Linked DNA regions of Homo sapiens: region 1 is linked to region 2. The links are chromatin loops, found by intact Hi-C in ENCODE. Cell type or tissue: dorsolateral prefrontal cortex. All regions are shown on one strand. Links, peaks and the distances in the headings refer to the core of each region. The heading gives the core; the rest is flanking DNA.

Region 1 (12,493 bases), core at 6,493-8,992, 65 kb after region 2:
CCCACAGCTTTGCAGGGCAGCCCTGCCCCAGAGACACTGGGCAGTTATTCAGGCCCATTGAAATCTGGGAGGCTGTCATACCCTTAGAAACAAAGGAGGAAGCCTTGTCCCCAGACCTGGAGTAGAGGTGGGATTATACCATCTCTGTAGTGGGAGTTACAGCCCCGCTGATCTCTGAGTCTCCTTTGGGGCCCTCTTTCCCTTTCCTTGAAGAACAGCTCATATTCACAGCTGAATAGCTCTATATTCCACTCCTATAGATTCCAAGAAGTCCGACAGCCTTCCTTCATTCCACCTCTATTTTCTCTGTCCCCTTTAGTTCAAACTGAGAGTGTCTTTGATTGTAAAATCCCATCTCAATTCCTGGCTTCTGCTGAGATTGCTGATTAAACCCATGAATCATATCCATGATCTCTTTATCAAATGGTTCCTCAGCCACAACCTTAAGTATTCTCTTCAGAACAACTTTCTCATTTTTTTGCAATATAGATAGATTGAGAATTTTCCAAATCTTCAAGTTCTGATCCGTTTTAGCTTAACAATTTCCTTTTCAATGCATCTCTCTCCTTTTGCATTTTACTTGAGTAGTCAACAGGATCCAGCCTTTCAACACTTTGCTTGGAAATCTATTCAGCTAAATATATAATTTCATCACTAACAAATTCTACCTTTCACAAAATACTAGAATGTAGCTCAGCCAAGGTTTTTGCCACTTTATAACAGAACCAATAGGAGATATACATAAAGAGATGTGTTATAAGGCATTGGTTCATATGATTATGGAGGCTGAGAAGTCCCCATATCTATGGTCAGCAAGCTGGAGACTAAGGAAAGCCAATGATGCAATTCCAGTCTGAGTCTAAAGACCTAAGAACCAGGAGAGATGGTGTAAGTTCCCGTCTGAAAGCTAGCAGGCTCGAGACCCAAGAAGGGCCAATATTTCAACTGAAGTTGGAAGGCAAGAAAAGACCAATGTCCCAGCTCAAGGCAGTCAGGCAGGAGGAATTCCCTCTTACTCAGCCTTTTTGTTCTACTCAGGTCCTCAACCTAGGCCCACCCACGTTAGGAAGGGTAATATTCTTTACATAGTCTACCAATTCAAATGTTAAACTTATCTAGAGACATCCTCATAGACACACCCAGAATAATGTTTGACCAAATGTCTCGGCACCCGCTGGCCCAGTCAAGTTGACACATAAAATAAACCATCACAGAGACCTTTCTTTGATTCTGTTCCTCATATTAATTTTTCCACTAAACGTATTTCTAGAGCAGTCTGTATTTGCTGCTCACTCATTCTCATATCATGTCTACCTCCTGTTCAGCTCATCACTGCCAACCAGTATCACCTGGTGGGAGGTTGAGGTGGGTGGTCAGTCTAATAACTTATTGGCCACATGTAAACCATGAGGGTATGACAGCTCTAGACACAGTATTGCCCTACAGAGTGTTTGGCACCTCCTAACTACCCTTCTTGCTCCTGTTCTTACAGTCTTTTAAAGAGACCTCAAAGCTTCTGATATAGCCTATGTCAGGTCAATGTAATGGAAAACCACCACAGGCTTGAAAAACCTTGTTACTAAGTTTAATAAACTCCTCTTAGATTTTCTTGCAGTAATTGATGCGGATGACAATCCCTTTCTTTTTGAAAGTATTGTGAGAAAGTTTCAAGAAAAATATCAATTACACTTCATTAAAATTTTCTGCTCAAAACAGAAACTTTACTGATCAAAATCTATAGTCCATTTAATATTGTGAAAACATGTATATGACTTCATTAATATTTATAAGTTAAAAGATCACCTCCTGCTTCCAAGCAATTATATTAAGAATCAAAATGAAAACTAAAAGAGAAACTATAAACAAAAAGAGAGTAGTAAGTCCTCACCTATCAATAATTATTTTGAATGTACATGGATTAATTTTCCAGGCAGAAGACATAGAGTGGATGCATGAATTTTTTTAAGTCCTAATTATATGATGCCTACCAGAGATTCACTTCACTTTTAAGGACACACATAGATCCAAAGTAAAGGAATGGAAAAAGACACTCCATGCAAGTGGAAACCAAAAGAGAGCAGGGATAGCTCCACTTAAATAAAATAAAATAGAATTTGAGTCAAAAACTGTAAAAAGAGGCAAAGATGGTCATTATATAATGACAAAGGGGTCAATTCAATAAGAGGATATAACAATTATAAATATATATGTGCCCAACTTCAGAGCCCCTACATACATAAGGCAAATATTAATATATCTGAAGGAAGAGTTAGACTGCAATACAATAGCAGGGGACTTCAATACCCCACTTTCAAAAATAGAGAGACTATACAGACAGAAAATCAATAAGAAAACACCAGAGCTGGACTGTACTTCAGGCCAAATGGACCTAACAGTTATATACAGAGCATTCCACCCAACAGCAGCAGCATATACATTCTTCTCAAGCCACGTGGAGCATTCTCCAGAACAAATCATATGTTAGGCCAGAAGACAAGTCTACCAAATTTAAGAAGATTGAAATCACATCAATAATATTTTCATATTACAATGATATGAAAGTAGAAACTGATAACAGGAAGCATTTTAGAAAATTTAGAAATATATGAAAATTAAGCAACATGCTCTTGCACAACCAATAAGTCAAAGAATAAATCAAAAGAAAAATGTAAAAATATCTTGAAACAAACAAAAATGGAAACACAACATACCAAAACTAATAGGATGCAGTTAAAGCAGTTCTAAGAGGAAAGGATGTAACAATAAATAACTACATCAAAAAAGAAAGATCTCAAATAAACAACCCAATGTTACATCTAAAGAAGCTAGACAAAGAACAAAGCCCAAAGTTAATATAAGGAAGGAAATAATGAAGATCAGATCAAAAATAAATAAACTAGAAACTAGAAAAACAATAGGAAAAATATCAACAAAACTAATCAGTTGTTTTTTTTAAAGATAAATAAAGTCAACAAAACTTTAGCTAGACTAACAAAGTAAAAAAGAAGACTTAACTAAATAAAAACAGAAATGAAAGAGGGGATATTACAACTGATACCACAGAGATACAAAGGATTTGTTATACTATAACACAAAGAATTACTCTAATACTATAACCAGTAATACACCAACAAATTGGATAACCAAGAACAAATGCATAAATTTCTAGAAACATACAATCTATCAAGACTGAATCATGAAGAAATAGAAAATGTGAACAGACCAAGAATGAGTAAAAGAGTGAGCCAGTAATAAAAAAGTCTCCCATCAAAGAAAAATTCAGGAACTGATGGCTTCACTGCTGAATTGTATTAAACATTTAAAGAGCTAATACCAATTTTTCTCAAACTCTTCCAAAATATGGAAGAGAAGGCCAGCGTTACCCTGATACCAAAGCCAGACAAGGACACTATGACAAAAGAAAACTACAGGTCCCTGATGAACATAGAAGAAAAAATTCTCAAAAAAACACTAGCAAACTGAATTTAATACCATATTAACAGAATCATTCACCACAATCAAGTGGGATTTATCCATGGGATGCAAGGAAGGATCAACATATGCAAATCAATAAATATGATATATTACTTTAAAAGAATGAAGGGCAAAAACCACATCATCATCTCAATAGATGCAGAAAAAGCATTTGACCAAATTTAGCATCCTTTCATGATAAAAACTCTTAACAAACTAGGTATAGAAGGAATGTAGCTCAACACGATAAAGGCCATATATGACAAGCCCAAAGCTAACATCATACTCAGTAGTAAACAGTTGAAAGATTTTCCTCTAAGATCAGGAATGAGTGGCCCACTCTCACCACTTCTATTGAACATATAACTTAATATACTAGCCAGAGCAATTAGGCAAGAAAAAGAAATAAAACGCTTCCAAATCAGAATGGAAGAAGTTAGACTGTTTGCTGATGACATGACCTTATATATAGAAATTATTTAAAACCCCACAAAAGGACTGCTACAATTAATAAATGAATTCAGTAAATATGGAGGATACAAAATGAACATACAAAATGCAGTAGCATTTCTGTACACTAACAATGACCTACCTAAAAAATAAATGAAGTAAACAGTTTTCTTTATAGTAACTACAAAATAAAATACTTAGAAATACATTAAACCAAGTAGGGGAAATATCTGTAAATTTAAAACTATAAAATTCTGACAAAAAAATTGAAGAAGACAAAAATAAATGGAAAGATTTCCTGTGTTCATGGATGGGAAGAGTTAATATTGTTAAAATGTCCATTTTATCTAAAGCAATCTACAGATTCAATGAAATTCCTACAAAAATTCCAATGACATTTTCCACAGAAATTTTAAAAAAATTCTAAAATTTGTATGGAACCACAAAAGACTCCAAATAGCTAAAATCAATCTTGAGTAAAAAGAGCAAAGCAGGAGGGATCACACTACCTGATTTCAAAATATACTACAAAACTATAGCAATCAAAACAGCATGGTGCTGGCATGAAAACAGATGCATACTAATGGAACACAACAGAGAGCTTAAAAACAAATCTATGCTTTTGCAGTCACTTGATTTTCAACAATGATGCCAAGAACATAAAATGGGGAACAGGGCCAGGTGCAGTGGCTCACACCTGTAATCCCAGCACTTTGGGAGGCCGAGGCGGGCAGATCACCTGAGGTCAGGAGTTTGAGACCAGCCTGGCCAATATGGTGAAATCCTGTCTCTAATAAAATTGAAAAATTAGCTGGGCATGGTGGTGGGTGCCTGTAGTCCCAGCTACTCAGGAGTTTGAGGCAGGAGAATCGCTTGAACCCAGGAAGCAGAGGTCACAGTGAGCCAAGATCATGCCACTGCACTCCAGCCTGAGCAACACAGCAAGACTCCAACTCAAAAAAAAAAAAAAAAAGGAAATTTAAAAATTGGGAATAGACAGTCTCTAAAATAAATGGTGGTGGGAAAACTGGACATCCACATGCAGAAGAATGAAATTGGACTCTGATCTCACATCATATGCAAAACATCAATTTAAAGACTTAAATATCAGACCTGAAACTGTTAAACAGAAAAAAAAAAATAGAAGAGCTCTGTGGCAATTGTCTGTGCAATGATTTTTTTTGCATATAACCCCAAAAGCCCAGGCAACAAAAGCAAAAATAGACAAACGGGATTACATCAAACTAAAAAGCTTCTGCATGGCAAAAGAAGCGATCAATGGAGTGAAAATACAACCTGCAGAATAAGAGAAAATACTTGCAAACCACACGTCTGATAAAGAATTGCTATTTCAAATATATAAGGTATTCAAACAACTCAATAGCAAGAAAACAAATGAGCCAATTTTAAAAATGGGCAAAAAATCTGAATAGACTTTCTTTCTTTTTTTTTTTTTTTCTCTTCAAGACAGAGTCTCACTCTGTCACCCAGGCTGGAGTGCAGTGGCACAATCTCGGTCACTGCAACCTCCACCTCCCAGGTTCAAGCGATTCTCCTGCCTCAGCCTCCTGAGTAGCTGGGACTACAGGCACTTGCCACCACGCCCAACTAATTTTTTGTATTTTTAGTAGAGACCAGGTTTCACCGTGTTAGCCAGGATGGTCTCAATCTCCTGACTTCATGATCTGCCCTCCTCGGCCTCTCACAGTGCCAGGATTACAGGCGTGAGCCACCGTGCCCGGCCCTGAATAAGCTTTCTAAAGAAAGACATACAAATGGCCAACAAGTATATGAAAGAAGACTCAAAATCACTGATCATCAGGGAAGTGTCAATTAAAACCACGATGAGATATCAAGTCACACCTGTCAGAATAGCTATTATCAAAAAGACAAAAGATAATATGTGTTGGTGAGGATGTGGAGGAAAAGGGACTCTTGAACACTGGGAATGCAAAGTAGTGTAACTATTATGAAAAACAGTATTTAAGTTCCTCAAAAAACTAAAATAGAACTACTGCATGATGCAGTAATCTCCCTACTGGATATATATCCAAAGGAATTGAAATCAGTATTTCGAGGTGATATTTCCACTATCATGTTCATTGTAGCATTATTTACGAATAGTCAAGATATGGATTCAGTCTAAGTATCCATCAACAGGTGAGTGAATAAAGAAAATGTGGTGTATATATACACAATAGAATACTATTTGGCCTTTTTTCAAAATTTCCATAGGTTTCGGGGGAACAGATTGTGTATGGTTACAAGAGTAGGTTATGGCGATATGTAAGATTTCGATGCACCTACCACCCAAGCAGTATACACTGTACCCAACTTGCAGTCTTTTATCTCTCACCCCCCTCCCGCCCTTTCCACCGAGTCCCCAAAGTCCATTGTATCATTCTTATGCCTTTGCATTCTCATAGATTAGCTCCCACTTATGAGTGAGAACATACGATGTTTGGTTTTCAAAAGAAGAAAATTGTGTCATCTACAACAACATGAATCAACCTGGAGGACATTGTGCTAAGGGAAATAAGCCAGACACAGAAGGAGAAATGCTGTGTGATACCACCTATATGATGACTCTCAAATAGGCAAACTCATAGAAGTAGAGAGAATGGTGATTACCAGGAGGGTAGGAGGAGGGGAGGACAAGATTGGAGAGATTTAAAAGAGTACCTAGGTTGGTCAAAGGATACAAAATCTCAGGAGGAATGCTTCCAGAGATCTATTGTACAACACCGTGACTATAGTTAGTCACAATGTATTATATCCTTAAAAAATGCTAAGAAAGTGGATTTTAAGTGTTCTCACCACAAAGAAATGATAAGTATGTTAGGTTAAAAAAAAAAAGAAAAAGAAAACTAAAGAAAAATGTTTATCACTTAACCAACTCAAAACCCAATCTGCCATATTCATGCATTCTAGATTACCCATAACTAAAAAAAAAATTTTGTACTGATACTTGACATAGAAATTAAAGCAAAAATGTCAAAAAATTTAACAAATTTGGAGCTGCAGATTCTTTGCTGAAAATATTTTCCCTTACCAAGAAACATTCTCCTCTCAAGAGAAATAAGCCTTGTGTCAAGACAACAATCCTTCTGTGAAGAGACTTTGTTGAGAGTTTTTGTTCTCTGGTGACAACAACACAGTTTGAATTAATTCATTCATCAAACAAAATAATTTTGCATGATCAAACTTGTAATAATTAGAGCATAGTGGGATACATTTTCAAAAAGAAGGCACACTCCCCTCTGTTTGAAGGTTTTTGTGTATTTATCTGGTGTTTCGGAGGTTAATTAATTGATATTAATTAATTATAAATAGTTAACCCACAAAGAAAATGCAATTTTCCTATGGAAAAATAATTGGTTCAAGGATATCCAGCAGCTCATAGTTGACCAACAAGGAGCGGCCTGGCTTACAGACAGCAGTTGCAAAGTGAATGGACAATATACTGTTTGGAAAGCTGCTGCTTTGGTCAAAGAAGGTAAAATCTGATCTGCTCAGTGGGCTGAATTGCATGCTGTTTTTCTAAGAGTAACGGAAGAACTAACAGTGGTGGAAGCCCCTGTGTTTGGGTTTTCACTGACTCACTGGGCAGTGACCAATGGCCTGGCCATATACTCAGGCAAGAGGGCAGTGGAAACCTGTCCTATCGAAAGGAAACCCATATGGAGCATGGCCCTATGAAGATTTGAGGGGTGCATTAAAGTAGAACCCATCAGTGCCCATCAGAAGAACTCTCATCCAGGCTCAGAAGGTGACTGGAATCAACAAACAGATATCTACGGGTGCTCCCTTGAGGAGGCCACCTGAGTCCATGAAATGGGTGGATATGGGATATGGGGGCACCGCAGCAGTGCAGAGATGGGCTGAACCTAGATACGTTCCTCTTGCACCCTCCTTGGGCACATAATGCCAAAACTGTACTGCTTGTCAATAAGAGAGACAGAGACTGCCGATGGCTATGGGGCAGATTCTCTGTGGGGAAAGAAGGCCCTGAACACAGCTGATGAGTGGGACTGATGCTGGCAGCCCGGGGAGCTACAAATAGGTCTTGACGGGAATAGACACTGACTCTGGACTGGGCTTTGTTTACCCTGCGGAAGATGAAAATGCTCGGAGTGCCATAACAAAAACAAAAAACAAGAAACAGAAGATATTACATGGATTTGGATGGTTATCATTTCTTCAGACCAATGAACACACTATACAGCCCATAATGTCCAACAATGGGTAGAGATATCCTCCTCAGAGTGATAGTTTGATAGAGAAATAGGACAGGTAACTGAAACAATGGTTGCCTGAAATAAGGAGACGGCAGGCAGGGCTGGTTTACCTGGTTTCGCAGCTGTGTGCTCACACTGCATATGAATGGGATTAAAGGGGTGTCCCCCTTAGATATTTTTTTCCTCTGGCTGATCTTGGGGAGAGGGGATAGCGAGAATGCTGGTATGATTAAGCAATTCTTGCCAAGGTAGAGAGTGCACTGGTAATAACAACTATAATTTTTTCTTTCTTTCCCAAGTTACCCCTCAAATAATTCTTTTTTCTCCACTACCTGATACAATGGTCCTTGTACTAGGGCCACAACTGCAAGTACTGGAAGCAGGGATGATTTCTAAACCGAAAACTGTAACTGTGTTTTTCAACCTTATGTCAGAATTCCTAAGGACCTAATGGGGGTAGGTTATGCTTTGACCCCCACTGGCAAAACTGGGGCTAAGAGTGAATACGGCTCTATTGCCTGGGTGGTAAAAATGGTTCACTAGTTCAGAGCCTATGTAACCTTACCCTACACGAATGGGTATAGACTGAGGAGAGGCCCTTGCTGGACTAGCATTGTTACCAGCAGTCTGGACCAGCAGAGTGGCCAAACCTAATGTCCCTTCCAGAGGTGGAAAAGTTGAGTAAAAATAAATGACAAATGGAAAAAGGAGAAATAGTAGCTGAGGGTAAAGGAATAAATAAATAGGATGCACTATCATCTCGAAAGAGTCTCAGAGCAAGAGACGACATTGTCTCAGCTCAATTATAACAGATGCCTTAAAGGGTACAATACATGTTTGCCAAAGACCACTCCTGCTTTTGGAACCCAATGAGATAAAAAGGAAGCCTGCAAACCCAATGGCCACAGCCTGGGAGACATTCATGCAGTATGACGGACTGGACTGATAACTAATGACTGAATAGGATTCTAGTAATGTGGGGGTATCTTTTGAGTTATACATACTTTTTTGTTGCTTGTTTGCTTGTTTGTTTTGAGACAGCATCTCACTCTGTCACCTGGGTTGAATATAGTAGCACTACCTCAGCTCACTGCAACCTCTGCCTCCTGGGTTCAAGTGATCCTCCCACTTCAGCCTCCTGAGTAGCTGGTACTACAGATGCACACCAACATGCCCAGCTAATTTTTGAGGTTTTTTTGTAGAGATGGAGTTTTGCCATGTTGCCCAGGCTGGTCTGAAACTCCTGGGCTCAAGTGATCTGCCCACCTTGGCCTCCCAAAGTGCTGGGATTACAGGCGTGAACTACCGTGCCCAGCTGAGTTGTGTATTCTTTTGATGTAACTGATCTGTGTTTGAAAACCAGGAGATGGCCTGTGGTGACGTGTGTATGTGCATGCACACATGAGTGTACACACACCCAGTCACATATATATATCGATGCCCTGTGTATCTCTTCATCTATACCCTTTGTAATATCCTTTATTTACTTATTTATTTACTTACTTATTTTTGAGACAGAGTCTCACTCTGTTGCCCAGGCTGGAGTGCAGTGGTGTGATCTTGGCTCACTGCAACCTCTGCCTCCCGGGTTCAAGCGATTCTCCTGCCTCAGCCTCCCAAGTAACTAAGATTACAGGCACCCACCACCATGCCTGGCTAATTTTTGTATTTTTAGTAGAGAGAGGGTTTCGCCATATTGGCCAGGCTAGTCTCAAACTCCTGACCTCAGGTGATCTGCCTGCCTCGGCCTCCCAAAGTGCTAGGATTACAGGCATGAGCCACCATGCCCGGCCCTGTAATATTCTTTAGAATAAAGTGATGAACAACAATAAAAGATGTTCAGAACTAAACTCATTAGTGAACTCCCTTTTAAACATCAGCCCCCTTTTTTTACACAAAATTGCCTAATATTTATTTTATTATAAAGAGATCTTTTGACATGGAAATGCTGAAGGGATTACATTGTCTTAAACCATGCATTTGTGACAGGAAATTACTCAGCACACCACATAGTTGCAAACACAGAAAAACATTATAGTAAGATGATCAATAATCCTGCAGAAGGACCTGGGTTCAAATCCCAGCCCCAACAGCTACTGGTGCTTGCACCTGGCATGGCATGGACAAGACGTGTTCCCCATGTTGTTTCCTCTTCCTAGTCAGTGACTTTAGGGAATAACAACTAAATTCTGGCAAATGGCATGTGGTGGAAGGGATAGCAGATGCTACTAGGCACTGCCCTAAGAACATTGCATAGGACCCTCCAGCCGTCCCTTTGCCTTCAGCAGTACTGTGAAGGCCACCTCTTGAGGATGATATGTTCATAACATGAAGGGACCTGGATCCCTGAGTCACCACCTGAAGGCTAAGTGCCCCCATCAGACTATGACACAAGCAAAAATTAACCTTGGCTTGGAAGCCACTGAGGCTTGAGGATTATGTGTTGCTGCAGTGTGTGTGTGTGTGTGTGTGTGTGTGTGTGTGTGTGTGTGTTGGCTACAATAAAAAAGCAGCACTAGAAGCTAAGCTAAAAGAGAGAGAGAGAAACCTATGGGAATGGGGGTTCCTGCAGGGAATCGGAACTGGCAAAGAAGAAACCTTCTTAAGGAAACTCAAGAACAAGTTATCAGATAGATGAGCAAAGAGGGAGTTATGATGCCAAGGTAACATTCCTAAATCTCTTCTACCCCTGATCAGGATTTGTGCTAAAGCATAAAAAAGAGTAGAGCCGGGGGGGTCCCCTGGACCCATCTCTGTGAAAATGCAATGAAGAAAAGTAGCTGGGAGTCAGAGAGACCCTGACAGAGGCAGGGGTGACCTTTGGGCAAAGTGGAAGGTGAGACAGATGACAGGAGAGCTACAGATTCAAGGAGAGCAGAAATGAATTATTTTAAATTGCTACTATGGTTCTACGGCTGCCTTAAATTATATTAAACAAGAAAGACCTTTCACATGGAGGGATTTTTCTCACACATGGAAAACTAACTCTAAGCAAATTATACACGTTTCAAGAACCTCAGAAAATAAAACAATATGATGTAAATGTCAATGTAAAAAGATATTATTTTTGAAACTTGTTTAGACTGTGACCAATGCACAAAGGCACCTATATCTAATTTCATATTATTTCATGAAAATGGGAGCTTTCAATCTGCAATATTCAGAAAATGGTAGAACTATTATCAGAAAGCAGCTTACTTAAACCATAATTTGCTATTATTTACAAGTGTGGGGCTATAAAATAGCTTTGTTGTTTTAATAGAAGACATAACAGATGACTGTTTCGTGAATCAAGATCAATTTGCCATCTCCTGGGTTCCAGCACAATTCTGATGAATTTACCAGCAACCACCAAACTGTTTTGGGGTTGTATTAGTCTGTTCTCATGCTGCTATGAAGAAATACCCAAAACTGGGTAATTTATAAAGGAAAGAGGTTTAATTGACTCACAGTTCCACAGGGCTGGGGGGCCTCAAGAAACTTACAATCATGGAGGAAGAGTAAGCAAACATGTCCTTCTTTACATGCTGGCAGGAAAGAGAAGAATGAGAACTGAGCAAAACCATTATAAAACCATCAAATCTTGTAATGAATTACTATCACAAGGACAACATGGGGGAAACTGCCCCCATGAGTTAATTATCTCCACCTCATCCCACCCTTGACACATGGGGATTATTACAATTCAAGGGGAGATTTGGGTAGGGACACAGAGCCAAACCATACCAGGAGTCTAAGTACAATTATCAAAGTTCATATATTTGTAATGCAAAAATGCTATGGCCTTTTTTTTTCTTTTTTTTTTTATTATACTTTAAGTTCTAGGGTACATGTGCACAATGTGCAGGTTAGTTACATATGTGTACATGTGCCATGTTGGTGTGCTGTACCCAGTAACTCATCATTTACATTAGGTATATCTCCTAATGCTATCCCTCCCCCCTCCCCCTACCCCACCACAGGCCCCGGTGTGTGATGTTCCCCTCCTGTGTCCAAGTGTTCTCACTGTTCACTTCCCACCTATGAGTGAGAACATGCGGTGTTTGGTTTTCTGTCCTTGTGATAGTTTGCTGAGAATGATGGTTTCCAGCTTCATCCATGTCCCTATGCTATGGTCCTGATGTCAACTGAAAGTCAAAGTATTACAATCATGCATTGCGTAATGATGGGGATATGTTTTAAGAAACGTGTTGTTAGGTGATTTCGTCATTATGCTAATGTCATGGAATTTACTTACACAAACCTAGATGATATAGCCTACTACACACCTAGGCTATACAGGATAGCCTATTGCTCCTAGGCTACAAATCTGTACAGCATGTTATTGTACT
Region 2 (12,493 bases), core at 4,373-6,872:
ATAAGTGTGGGGAGGGGGGAGGGATAGCATTAGGAGATATACCTAATGCTAAATGACGAGTTAATGGGTGCAGCACATCAGCATGGCACATGTATACATATGTAACTAACCTGCACATTGTGCACATGTACCCTAAAACTTAAAGTATAATAATAATTAAAAAAAAAGAAAAAAAAGATGTCTTTTACAAAAGGAAATAGATGGCACAGAGGGATGCAAATGAATCTGCCAGGTTATATTTAAAGAAGAAATCCCATTCCCTTTAATAATAAAACATAACATTCAAATATTTCTCTACAGCTTGCAAATTCACCAATATGTCCTCTATAAACATATGGTGTCTACAGTTTAAATTATCCATTGTAAAGTGGCCTATTTTTCTTACTTTTTATTTAAAATATTTTTAATGCAAATGTTTGTAATACCATGATTAAAGCACCAAGATTAAATACTAAGTATAATGACAAAATAATATTTTATAATTTGAGTTAAAGATTATTGTGCTATGTGTGTTTACATATAAACAGTAAGAAAAGCATTTTAATAAAATAATCCCATACCCTCAATTGATTATCTAGCATGTTTATAAACACATAAAAATGGCTGGTTTATAATTGAGGTGAGGAAGATGATAAGAAAGTTTAGAAAAGCAAAGGTAGACATACACCCTCACATTCCAGAAGTTTTTCATTATGGGATGCACAAAGATGGGTGCTGGGGCCAGCAAAGGCAACAAATGGGTGGGAGGGGGGAAAATCAAAGACTAAGACTCTATTATGGCACTTTGAAGAGAAAATAAAACCTAGATAATTACTTTTACACAAGTATGCATACTAACAAAGAGAAATTTTAAACGGTATAAAAGTATAGAAGAGTTTTAAAATGTTTATTTCCTTTTAATTTATTTCACAATCAATTGGTTAAATTTGGTTTAGTTGACCTCTTAGTTACTAATAGACATTCATTTGAGGTATCCGCACTCATCACACTTGGGTCTCAGTGCAGTCCCCAGACCAGCAGCATCAACACCACCTGGGAACTAGTTAGAAATGCGTGTTCTCAGGTCACACTCAAGACCCGCTGATTCAGGGACTCTAAGGGTAGGGCCCAGAACTCCATGACTTAAACCCTCTAACATGGTTCTGATGAGCACTCAAGTTTGAGAGCCACTAAGCTATAGAATAGAAAAGTATACAACGTCTCCCACAATCTCTGACTCTCACAAATGCGGGGAAATGGTAGGGGTTGTCCAAGGAAAATGCTACATATAGTGTGGTTATGGGATTTTTTGTGTTTTGTTGTTGTTGTTGTTGTTGTTGTTTTGAGATGGAGTTTCACTCTGTCGCCCAGGCTGGAGTGCAAAGGCGCAATCTAGGGTCACTGCAACTTCCGTCTCCTGAGTTCAAACAATTCTCCTGCCTTAGCCTCCTGAGTAGCTGGGATTACAGGTGCCTGCCACCGTACCTGACTAATTTTTGTAATTTTAGGAGAGACAGGGTTTCACCATGTTGGTCAGGCTGGTCTCGAACTCCTGACTATGTGATCCGTCCGCCTTGGCCTCCCAAAGTGCTGGGATTACAGGCGTGAGCCACCGTGCCCAGCCGGTTTTGTATTTTAACAGCCATGGCATCTCCTAAGCGCGTTTAACTAATCCAACCGCAAAACATATGGTCAGAACATGTACCAGCTATGGGCATATAAATAAACCAACAGTGAAACATATAGTCAAATGATCTACCAGCCATCGGCACATGGACTAAAGGAAGCTACCCTCCTCTCGAGGTTTACATAAGGGAAAAAAGTAACACAAAGGAATCCCAAAGTGACAACAAATGACGTATTGGAAAAGAAAGGCCAGAATGAGGGAAAGTAATAAGGATATAGCTGTGGCACAATGTGTTCTAGTTCCTCACTGTATGACTAGGAGTCACACATGCCTAAGCGGAATGAGGATAAACAAGTTCATATTCAAATTCGTGAGGGCAATTTTTCCCACATCTCTGATCTAGCTTCCTTAACCCACAGGAATAATATTTTTGCAGAAAGGAATGTCAGAAAATGGAAGATATTAGAAGTATTTAATACAGCACCAAGATTAAGATTTTGAGTAACATACAGACCAGTAGGTAATATTAAAAATAATATTATAGTTTTGTAAAGATTAAGTGTGTTTCAAATTGACTATCATATACTAGACATTTGTGAATTAGCTTTTTGCATTCCTAATTATCTTGCCGAAAATTTGCTCTGAAGGTAATTTATGTTGCTTATCTTTTAAAATATATTTTGAATAAAACATAAAAGCTCTACTTTAAAAAGGAAAGAAAGAAAAAAGCATAAACAATCTAAGGTAACAATTTTTGCAAACCAAAAATTGGGAACCATGATCTGACAAAGTTGCGCTGTTTCCAATTATATATCAGAGGTGGCCTCATAGATACATAGTTTGGTAGCAAAGTATTTGTGTGATGGAAAACAAAATACTGTGACTGGGATTATTCCAGAAAATTTTGGTACACGGAGTCCACAATGCAGACCACGATTATCTTTCTGGCTGTATTTACTTTCATTCCCCTATCACTGGGGACATTCACAGGCACAATGCAATCGTGTCATCCTCTAAGCTTTCTATTAGTCATTGCCATTCTCGAGTAAATATGCTAAATCCTAAATATTGTTAAACACCAGGGAAATTTCTCATGATCCTTTAAGAACAGTTTTAGAAGCACACACCTTCCACTTGGCCACTATCCCTAAGGGCTACAAATGCCCAAGGGCTGAAGCTGACAGTCAGGACTTCAGCTAAAGAATTTCATGGGGAAATTCAGCCTTGATGCAACTGGATTACAAAGAAAATTTCAAAATGTAAATAAATCAGAAATGACAACTCAATTATATGAGTAAATTCTGAATTCTCTTCCAACTTTCTTTATTAAATTAAGGATGCCTAAACACACAGCATTTGTTCATTTAAGAGTTGATAAAGCAGTGAAAAATCAGAAGTGTGTTTTTATTTGGTGACTTAAGATTCTAGGAGAATATATATGTTAATAACCTGAAGGGAAAAATGAAACTTCTTTGAAATAAAGCCAGGAACAAGGCTCAATCTATATGGAATTATGAGGTAAGTAAAGAAGTTTTCTCCTAGACATTCCTTATCACTTGAGTAGGCAAGTTCAGGGGACCTCACCATTTCTTTTCAAGCAACCAAAGATTAAACACTGTTTTTCAACTTTCTTTCTCCTCAAATCTGCTTACATATATAGAGACAATTTATATATATATATATATACACACACACACACACACACACACGTGCACACACACACACAGACACATCACATCACATTCTTCACATATTTAGGTTTAAGGTTATGGTAGATTGAAAAAAAAATAGCTACAAGTTCTGTGCAGCTCCTCCTATCAAGAAACAGAGTCTATAAGCTTGGCCCTGTGACTTGCTCATGCCACTGGGACATTGGCAAACAACAGAAGAAGCAGCTTTAAAGAGAGCATGCATATGGGACCTTGTGTTCTGTTGCTGCTTTCGGAACCCTACAATCGTGGGAAGAAGCCCCGACTGGTCTGCTGGATGAAGAGAGACATGTGGCTTAGTTGCCCCCATCACTCCAGCTAACTGCCAGCAATATAAGAGGGGTCATCCAGGACCCGGCAGTCCCCAGCTGGCTTGCCAGCTGACCACAAAAGCATGAGTGGGCACATGGAATAGAGAAGAGACATCCCAGCTAAACCCTGCCCAAATTATCAACCCACAGAATCACAAACAATAAGTGGTTTTCTTAAGCCATCAAGTCTTGGAATGTTTTGTTACACAGCAATGACTAACTAATACAAAGGTTGATTGCCAGGTACAATGTCTAACTTAAATAAATAAAACCACAAAGATAAACTTTTAGGCATCAGAGACCTGGTAAAAAAGGTATTTTTACGGAGTAGTAAAGAGGAGTCTTCTCAAAATAGTACCACCAGGTACTACATATTCCTTAGTTTAGACCTACTTTAATTGGGCTTATCCAATCTAAAAGCAACACCTACTAATGAATTGAACCTAGGACATTCACTCTGATCTGAGGCATCAGAAACCATCTGGTAGAGTAAAATTGAAACATGATCTTGGTAATCATCAACATATCATTAAGACTTCAGTCCAACCAACTAAGGACCTCTTTAGGCAATTCCTATAAAACCAAGTGGGATTGTAATTTTTTAATGATTTTGGCAATATGTTTATTCACAATATAAACTGTTTGGTAAAAGATAAACATGTGCCTAACAAGTTAACAACATTTGATTGTGATTTTTTTTAACTTTTATTTTAGGTTCAGGGATACACAGGCAGGTTTTTCATATAAGTAAATTACATGTCTCAGGGGTTTGGTGTACAGATTATTTTCTCACCCAGGTAATAAGTATAGTACACAGTAAGTAGTTTTTCGACCCTCATCCTCCTCCCCACTCAAGCAGGATCCAGCGTCTATTGTTCCCTTCTTTGTGTCCATATGTACTCGAAGTTTAGCTCCCACTTATAAGCGAGAACATGAAATATTTGGTTTTCTGTTTCTGTATTAGTTTGCTTAGGATAATAGCCTGTGGATCCATACATGTTACTGCAAAAGACATGATCCCCTGCTTTTTCATGACTGCACAGTATTACATTGTGTATATGTACCACTTTTTAAAAATCCAGTCTACCACTGATGGGCATTTAGGTTGATTCCGTGTCTTTGCTATTGTGAATAGCGCTGTGATGAACATATGTATGTATGTGTCTTTCAAATTCAGGAAATGCAGAGAACACCTATGAAATACTACAAAAGAAGGCCATGCCCAAGATAGTCATCAGATTCTCCGATGTCAAAAATGAAAGAAAAAATGTTAAAGGCAGCTAGAGAGAAGGAGCAGGTCACCTACAAAGTGAACTCCATCAGACTAACAGCAGACCTGTCAGCAGAAACCCTACAAGCCAGAAGAGATTGGGGACCTGTATTCAACATTCAAAAGAAAAAAAAATTATAACAAGAATTCCATGTCCAGCCAATCTAAGCTTCATAAGCAAAGGAGAAATAAGATGCTTTTTGAACAAGCAAATGTTAGGGGAATTTGTCACCACCAGACCTGCTTTACAAGAGGTCCTGAAGGAAGTGCTAAATATGGAAAGGAAAGACCATTACCGGCCACTACAAAAACACACTTAAGTACATAAAGCAGTGACACTATAAAGCGGTCACACAAGCAAGTCTGCACAATAACCAACTAAAAACATGGTGACAGGATCACATCCACACATATCAATACTAACCTTGAATGTAAATGGGCTACATGCCCCAATTAAAAGGCACAGAGTGGCCGGTTGGATAAAGAAGCAAAACCCAATGGTATGCTATCTTTGAGAGACCCATCTCACACACAATGATACCCATAGGCCAAAATAAACAGATGGAGAAAAATCTACCAAACAAACAGAAAACATAAAAAGGCAGGGGCTGCTATACAAATAGGATTTTAAAGAGAGCATTGAGGCACTGCATAAAGAAGCACGTGAGTGAGATGGAAGAGGAAATGCTGTTTTGAAAAATCAATACCCGCTATGAGTTGACAATGTTCTGGGATTTAAAGAAAAGGTTATGTATCAATCTGCTTCAGGCAAACCTAAGAGCTCTGAATCTTCATTAAAACTGAAGCTGTTCTGTAAAAGCATTCAGTGAATGCAGCAACTTTCACAGTGTGCTTTCAAACTGCAAATTAATGGGCATGATAGAAAACAATGGAAGAAATACAGGGCATTGTCCCCAGGTTGTTGTATAAATCCAAACCAATGAAGAATTTAAATGCATAGTGAAGGCTACAAGTCCAGAAAAAAGTAGGACATGCAGCAAATCTCCTTATTGGTGGTCTAATTGGGACTCAGGAAGTAGACTACCATAAGTCACAATATATCTCAAACATCACCTATAATGGCACATTGTTACAGAGTTTCCAATCCTCCATGATTGACATTGACGGCAAATCATTTCCACTAAGCCAGTCTTGTGGGAAGGCGTGCTACTGAAGGAACATGTCATCAAAGCTATCTCAAAGTAGAGAACTAAAAACAACAAAAGTCAAATATGAAAAGGAAAGAACATTTCAGGGACTATAATGTCACCAGAGCCAGGTGAAAAGAAACAACATCAAAGGAATCCATGACATATAATCATCAATGCAGGAGGTTTTCAGGGAATCAGGTGGTAAGAAAAATTGCTAGTAGGCATTGGGGACCCCAGAAATGAGAAGAGCTAATCAAGAGAAACTACCTAGGCTGAAGGGTGCATAGCTGTCATGTGGTTATGTCTGCATTTCTCATTTGAGTCACAGGAAAGGAAGTTTCTTTAATTAGGTGCATCCGGCAGGCATCAAATCAAATAAAATCATAAGCTTCAGTCACAGGTAGTTCTCAGCATCAATTTCAAAGAAGTGGATTGCTGGATCTACAGAATGAAGCAAAGACAGAAGAAGGGGGCTCCCTACCTAGATGCGGTTCAATACCCTTGGAAGTCAGAGTTGCGCTTCTCTGTGCTGGGAAGTAGGAAACGTCTATTGGTCAAGTATCATCCATTGAACTATAATGAAGGCCACCTTTCATGCCAAGCTTTGAGGCATCCACTTAAAGATCCATCTCAGGAGCTATGCTGAGACAGAGGAGTCTGGAATCTTGTTCTTGTGATTGGTTCAAACATAAGTGAGAGCCCAGGTTTGCACCTAACTTGGGGTGTCACATGTAGGCTTCTGAGGATTAGGGTTAAAATATCACCTCCGCCTCCTGTTGTTTAAACTCTCAATGCCTCCATTACCTTATCCTTAAATAAAAGAATAGGAATACTCCAACGGGGGGCAAGTAAGAGAAAATAAGTGTCAGGTGTTTGGCACACAGTCTATTATAAATGCAGTAAGCTTTCATAGATAGTCGCTACTCTAGTCAAAGCCAGATGGGATGAAGTCACTCTCTGGGTCAACAGAGCTGAATCAATGTGGCTGACAAATCCCAATTTAATATATTAATTTGAAGTGGCTATTAACACAGCTACCACTTGAAAAATCTGGTTAGAATACCTAATGGGTACGATGTACATTATTTGAGTAATGGCTACCCTAAAAGCCCTGATTTCACCACTATGCAATCTATGCGTATAACAAAATTATACTTACACTTCATAAGCTTATACAAATTTTTAAAAACAGAAAAATTTTTCAGTCAGTTATTTACCCTTGGTGAGTCAAGGCCACTTTTGACCCCATTTGCTATTTACTCTGAGCTAACAGAGGCTCCAGCAGGTCCCAATTGCCTGGATTCAAGTCCCAGCTTCATCCTTAACTGGCTGTATTGTCATGGGCAGAGAAATGACAACAACAATGGGTCCCACTTCATAAGGACTATGGGGATTCAAGAAGCCAATTCAATCAAAGAGCTTTGCCCAGCATCTGGCACTTAAATAGTTATCACCGGAGTCACAGAAAGCCACCATCAAGGCAAGCAGTCGCTTAACCCTGCAAGAAGTTGAATGTGCACCCATTATTCAAGAATGCCCACTATGGCCATTTCATCTCACCTCCAGTCCAACTCTAACCTTGAACCTCATATAAAAAGAATAAAAACACAAATGTAAAAATGTCCTCAGTGGTCTTTCCCAAGTAACGGAATATCCAATGTCTGCGCTAATGCTCCACCATTTTATAGATTTCAAGGTGGAGGACCATCTGTATCATTTCATTTGAGCTTCACAAGCCAGTTATGTTTGTCTGCATTTTAAAGGTGAGAAAAGTAATGCTGATAGAGGCCAATGGCACAGCTGTTCGGAGGCAAAGCTGGTACTTAAATTCAGCTCTTCTCAACGCTAAGCTCAGGCCCCTTTCCATCCAGCCAAGGAAGAAAGGCAAGGCATGCAGGATTTCAGTTCTAAAATCCAGATTCACAGACATTCTCAACAGTGAAAGAAAACAGTGATTGGATCATAATAATTTTCAACCACATAGTAAGAGTCAATGGCTTTGTTACAAAATAGTGGTAGGGAGGTCCCCATCTGACCCTCCAGGGCCATAAGCTTGATGAGAATGTTCTGATACTGTGCTGGCAGGGCTGCAAAACGAGCTGTCCTCAGAAATGCATAGGTTAGTGACGTTAAGTTGTTACCAGCTGCCATTTGCAACTTTCATTCCAGGCAAGATGACGTAAAATGATTTCTGCTGTCCTCACAGACTCTGCTAACTCCTATTTTTAGTAGGCAAATCTCACACCTTTTCAACACTACTGCAGCAAAGAATGAGTTCTGAATGATTTGAATTTTGAGGGAAAGTCAGGGAGTGGTGGGAGCAGAAATCCCTTACAATTAAAGACCAGTTCATTAACGTTTTCATACATATGGATTAACCAATTTAAGTGAGGTGAAAAAGCAGCCTTGTGAATAGATTTGTAATATCAGGAATCTCATAAAAATTTCATGCTCCACCAGCAAGTGCCCTTGGCTTAACAGCAGTGTCCTTCCTCCCCTTGTATTAATTTCTCAGGTCAGAAGCCTAAAGAAGGCAAATATCACGAATTCTACCTGAATGCCCCCACAACTTACAATCAAACAAGATGAAGATGGAGAATGGCTGTGGCCACAGTTTGGAAGCATGCTTAGGAAAGGTACCTTAGCGTCTGGACGTCTAGTGGAGCCTGACTCAGCTCCTCACGCCCTGGGCAGTGCCCTCTCATCCTCCTCCCTCCCCTGACTCCCAGGATACCGCCCTCACCCTGCAACCTCCCGACCTCCCAACTCACTGCTGGCTCCTCTGCCCTCTCCTGTGGCCACTACTACCTCCAACCTCAAAGCAAGAACTCTGCAACTCTCTTCCAATTTTTTCCCCTTTCTTTTTACACTCTCACCCTCTCCTATCTTGATGGCTTCCATGACTTTCTCTAGCATCCATACAATGGGAACTCTCTCTATATTTTTTCCCCTGGTTTCAGTCTTGTTCCCACATTCCAGCCCCAAGTAAGAACCATTTACCGACACATCCATGTTGCTCAGCCTGCTGTACCCAAGCCCTAAAGAGGGTGCGTATGCACATTTCCCATTTCCTCTGAATCACCCAGAGGGGTCCTTTGACTCCATTCACACCCTTGTTCCCCGCATCCAACTGACAACTGAACCCTGATGATCCCGATCCTCACATAAACGTTTAACCCATCCTTTCATTCCCACACACAAGTTCATGCCTTTATTTCTATTGGTACTTGCTAGAAGATCTCTATCTTTTCATCTCTTTTTGACCATAATATATGCCAAATACTATGAGAATAATCTGTCTAAAATACATATCAGCTCATATATACCCAATAATGCCAAATGTCTGCAAGTCTTCTTAATCCAAACTCCTTAGCATCTACATTCTCCCCACATGTGTCCCCATGAGCATTTTCAGCCTTACTACCTATTGCTGCATCTAATGCATCTTATCCTGCAGCAAACTGGATCCACTCTTCTTTGAACTCCTCCCCCATGACCCAGGACTTCCCCCACGTATAAATCCAAACAATATTTCAGTGTCCAACTCATTGGAAATTCTGAACTATTGTTCAGAATTTTATATGAACTATTGTTCATATAAAAATTCAATCAATTGCCATCCTCAATACTTCAAGCATTTTAATTAATTAAGTTCTGTCAATGCCCTTCAACCAAAGACTACTAAGGACACACCTGTAGTTGAACAAGTTGAGTTTATTACCCATTGCAGTTAGAGAGACTGCACGCCATGGGAATCGTGGAGTGTCTCAATTAGAAGGTGTTAGATGGGATTTATTATAGGATTTGAACTCTGGTTAGGTTATTTGGGGAGATTTCACTCTAGAGTGAATGCTGGATGCTGTCAGAAAGCAGGAGCAATTCTTATCTAAAGAATGGGAAGGCTAGAGCAAGACCAATGCTGTATTTGGTAAAGAGGAAGCTGTCACTCTACATATGTGACACTAAGAACTGAGAGAAAGTGGATACTTGGTATTTTGCGGGTTGCAGGGTGACCTTGTTTTTGTATTGGACAAAATTATAAAGTGGTCTTGTTTTGCCTGACTCTATCATAGCCTCTGAATGGTCATATCCAATATCCGTGTTATGTGGAATTGTTGATGTTCTTAAGTCCAGCAGAAGACATCATGGCCCAGCTGTAAGCATCAGACCAGCTCCTAACGACCTCAAGGTCTACCTGTAAGTGCCAAGCAAGCTCCTGACATCAGCGGCTGCTCTTCTTTTTCTCAGTTCTCAGCATCATCATGATGTCAATATACAGATTTAAACATTCTCTAAAGCAGAGCACAGATTATGAAGAGTAAAGCAAACTCTCCCTTGCTACAGATGCAGCTGGGTGATCAGGATTCCATTTGGGGTCCCAATGGTGAGGTGGGCATCATATTTTGGAATACAGAAAAGGAAGGACATGAGGGCAGGATTAGGATCTGGAGGAAAAAGGTAATATATTCTATACAATCTACAACTCTCAAGAATAGTGTGATATGCAGATCAGAAACCCCCTACAGCATGTTAAATATAAGAATGCCTTCATCGGCCGGGAGCAGTGCTCACGCCTGTAATCCCAGCACTTTGGGAGGCCAAGGCAGGCAGATCAAGAGGTCAGGAGATGGAGACCATCCTGGCTAACACAGTGAAACCCCATCTTTACTAAAAATACAAAAAATTAGCTGGTTGTGGTGGTGGGTGCCTGTAGTCCCAGCTACTAGGGAGGCTGAGGCAGGAGAATGGTGTGAACCTGGGAGGCGGAGGTTGCAGTGAGCTGAGACTGTGCCACTGCACTCCAGCCTGGGCGACAGAGCAACGCTCTGTCTTAAAAAAAAAAAAAAATGCTGGTAAACTAGATAAAGTTTTTCTGGTTAATAACAGATGAAAGTTGTCCACTATACTTACTATACTTATCCAAAAATGTAAAGGCACATGGGCCTTAGTGAGCTAAATGTCTTCAAACCTTTGCAGGTATATTTATTTCTTTATTGCTGTTCAATTGCTATTAAAATCCTGACCATTAAGTCTTATCCTTGATCCTGTTTCCAGCAAATATTATCGGACTACTGATATTTTCAGGTCTGAGTTTAACAGAAGGAGCAGTGTCAACTGTGTCTTTCGGGACATACAGACCAGAAATGCAGCTCACATGTAAGGCATATGTAGAAAATACAAAAAAAAAATTACATCTAAAATCCTTACAAATATAATTTTCTTTCAAAAAATTTCACTTGGAAAAAGTCTACATTTCCTTTGGTTTACAGCCTATTATATATCTGGATGATCTAATTGAGTTACCAGCCCTTTGGTGAAGAAGAATGGGCAGAGGAACTTGGTTGGCAACTGTGCCATGTCTAGTCTGGGATTTCAACTGCAGTTGAAATGATGAGCATCTTAGATCTTGCTTGTTAAAAAAAATTATAAACATATTTCCACGTAAAAATCTCCAATGCCCTGTCCCTTAAATTCCCTTAAATAGTAATATGTGAGGCACATTCTATAATGGCAGGGTTAATTCAATTCCACAAGTTTAGAGTAATAACTCAAGTGCAAACTATCTTCCTTCCTGCCAGGGACTCCTTCCAATACCGGTCATGTACAGCTATTATCTGCAGAGGCCACCATTGTATTGAGAACACAAGCAATACTGTGGCTCCCACCTGCAGGGGAAATGGCACCCCCACCCCAGCGAGTTCCACCTCATCCTGTTTGTAGCAGCTCCAAGTTCTCACTTTCTTCAGCAGATTTCAATTTGCAATTTTTAAGAGAACGGGTAGCCTATCACTTAACACTGTCACTGGAAGATAACATTTCAGTAATTACTCAGTGCTGACATTTTATTATTTAATCTTAAAATCCCATCAGAAATCCCTAGCCCGAAAAGCTACAAACGAAGTTTGAAAATAAAACACCCGGCAAATCTGATTTGCAGTAATCAAAATGGCATTTTGTCAGATGGGAACTAATTATCAACCTGACATGACTTCAATCTGCTGCCATTTTATGAAATGAGATCCGTTTGCTCTCTGTAAAGAAGATCAGCCTTGCTGCTCCATAGCTAGATGCCCAATTTCACCTATTCTCGTGAGATTCTTCCATTATGCAAACTGGTGTTGAAGCAATTACATGCTCCAAAAGATGAAGACGAGAAATTTCACATTCACAGACTTGTCATGTTCACCTCTTAAAATGTAAGTTCTTGCCTGGTGTTAAGATGCCTTTTTTATTTTACACAGTCACCTAACAATCTGAAGAAACATCCCCTCTGAAGGCAGTTTCAGCTCCCAGGTTCAACAAGAGGGCCCTGTCACGATTACAAGGCTCTGCTTTGAGACTGCTGAACAAATGAAGGGATCATGTTCATTCCACGAACAGAATGCACACGTCTTCAGGCTTTTCAAGGCTATTAAGGGGCTACTGCTGGACCACAGACAATTATC

Evidence for each region. Peaks named below come from ENCODE experiments on the same cell type or tissue, not always from the same donor. Only the 100,000 strongest peaks of a DNase experiment are listed, where the experiment ranks them.
Region 1: a loop joins it to region 2, with 2.3 times the contacts of the local background. A loop is called at or near these places in 1 of 110 quality-filtered maps.

What each region holds. Positions count from the first base shown.
Region 1 is chr2:229,494,565-229,507,057 of GRCh38, forward strand. All of the region lies in intron 6 of DNER (delta/notch like EGF repeat containing), which reads right to left. Among named protein-coding and RNA genes, the nearest start is that of DNER, 210 kb to the right of the region's middle. In dorsolateral prefrontal cortex, for the core only: no CTCF peak of the experiment used is centred there; no DNase peak of the experiment used is centred there; H3K27ac peaks cover 995 bases.
Region 2 is chr2:229,431,635-229,444,127 of GRCh38, forward strand. All of the region lies in intron 8 of DNER (delta/notch like EGF repeat containing), which reads right to left. Among named protein-coding and RNA genes, the nearest start is that of PID1, 170 kb to the left of the region's middle. In dorsolateral prefrontal cortex, for the core only: no CTCF peak of the experiment used is centred there; no DNase peak of the experiment used is centred there.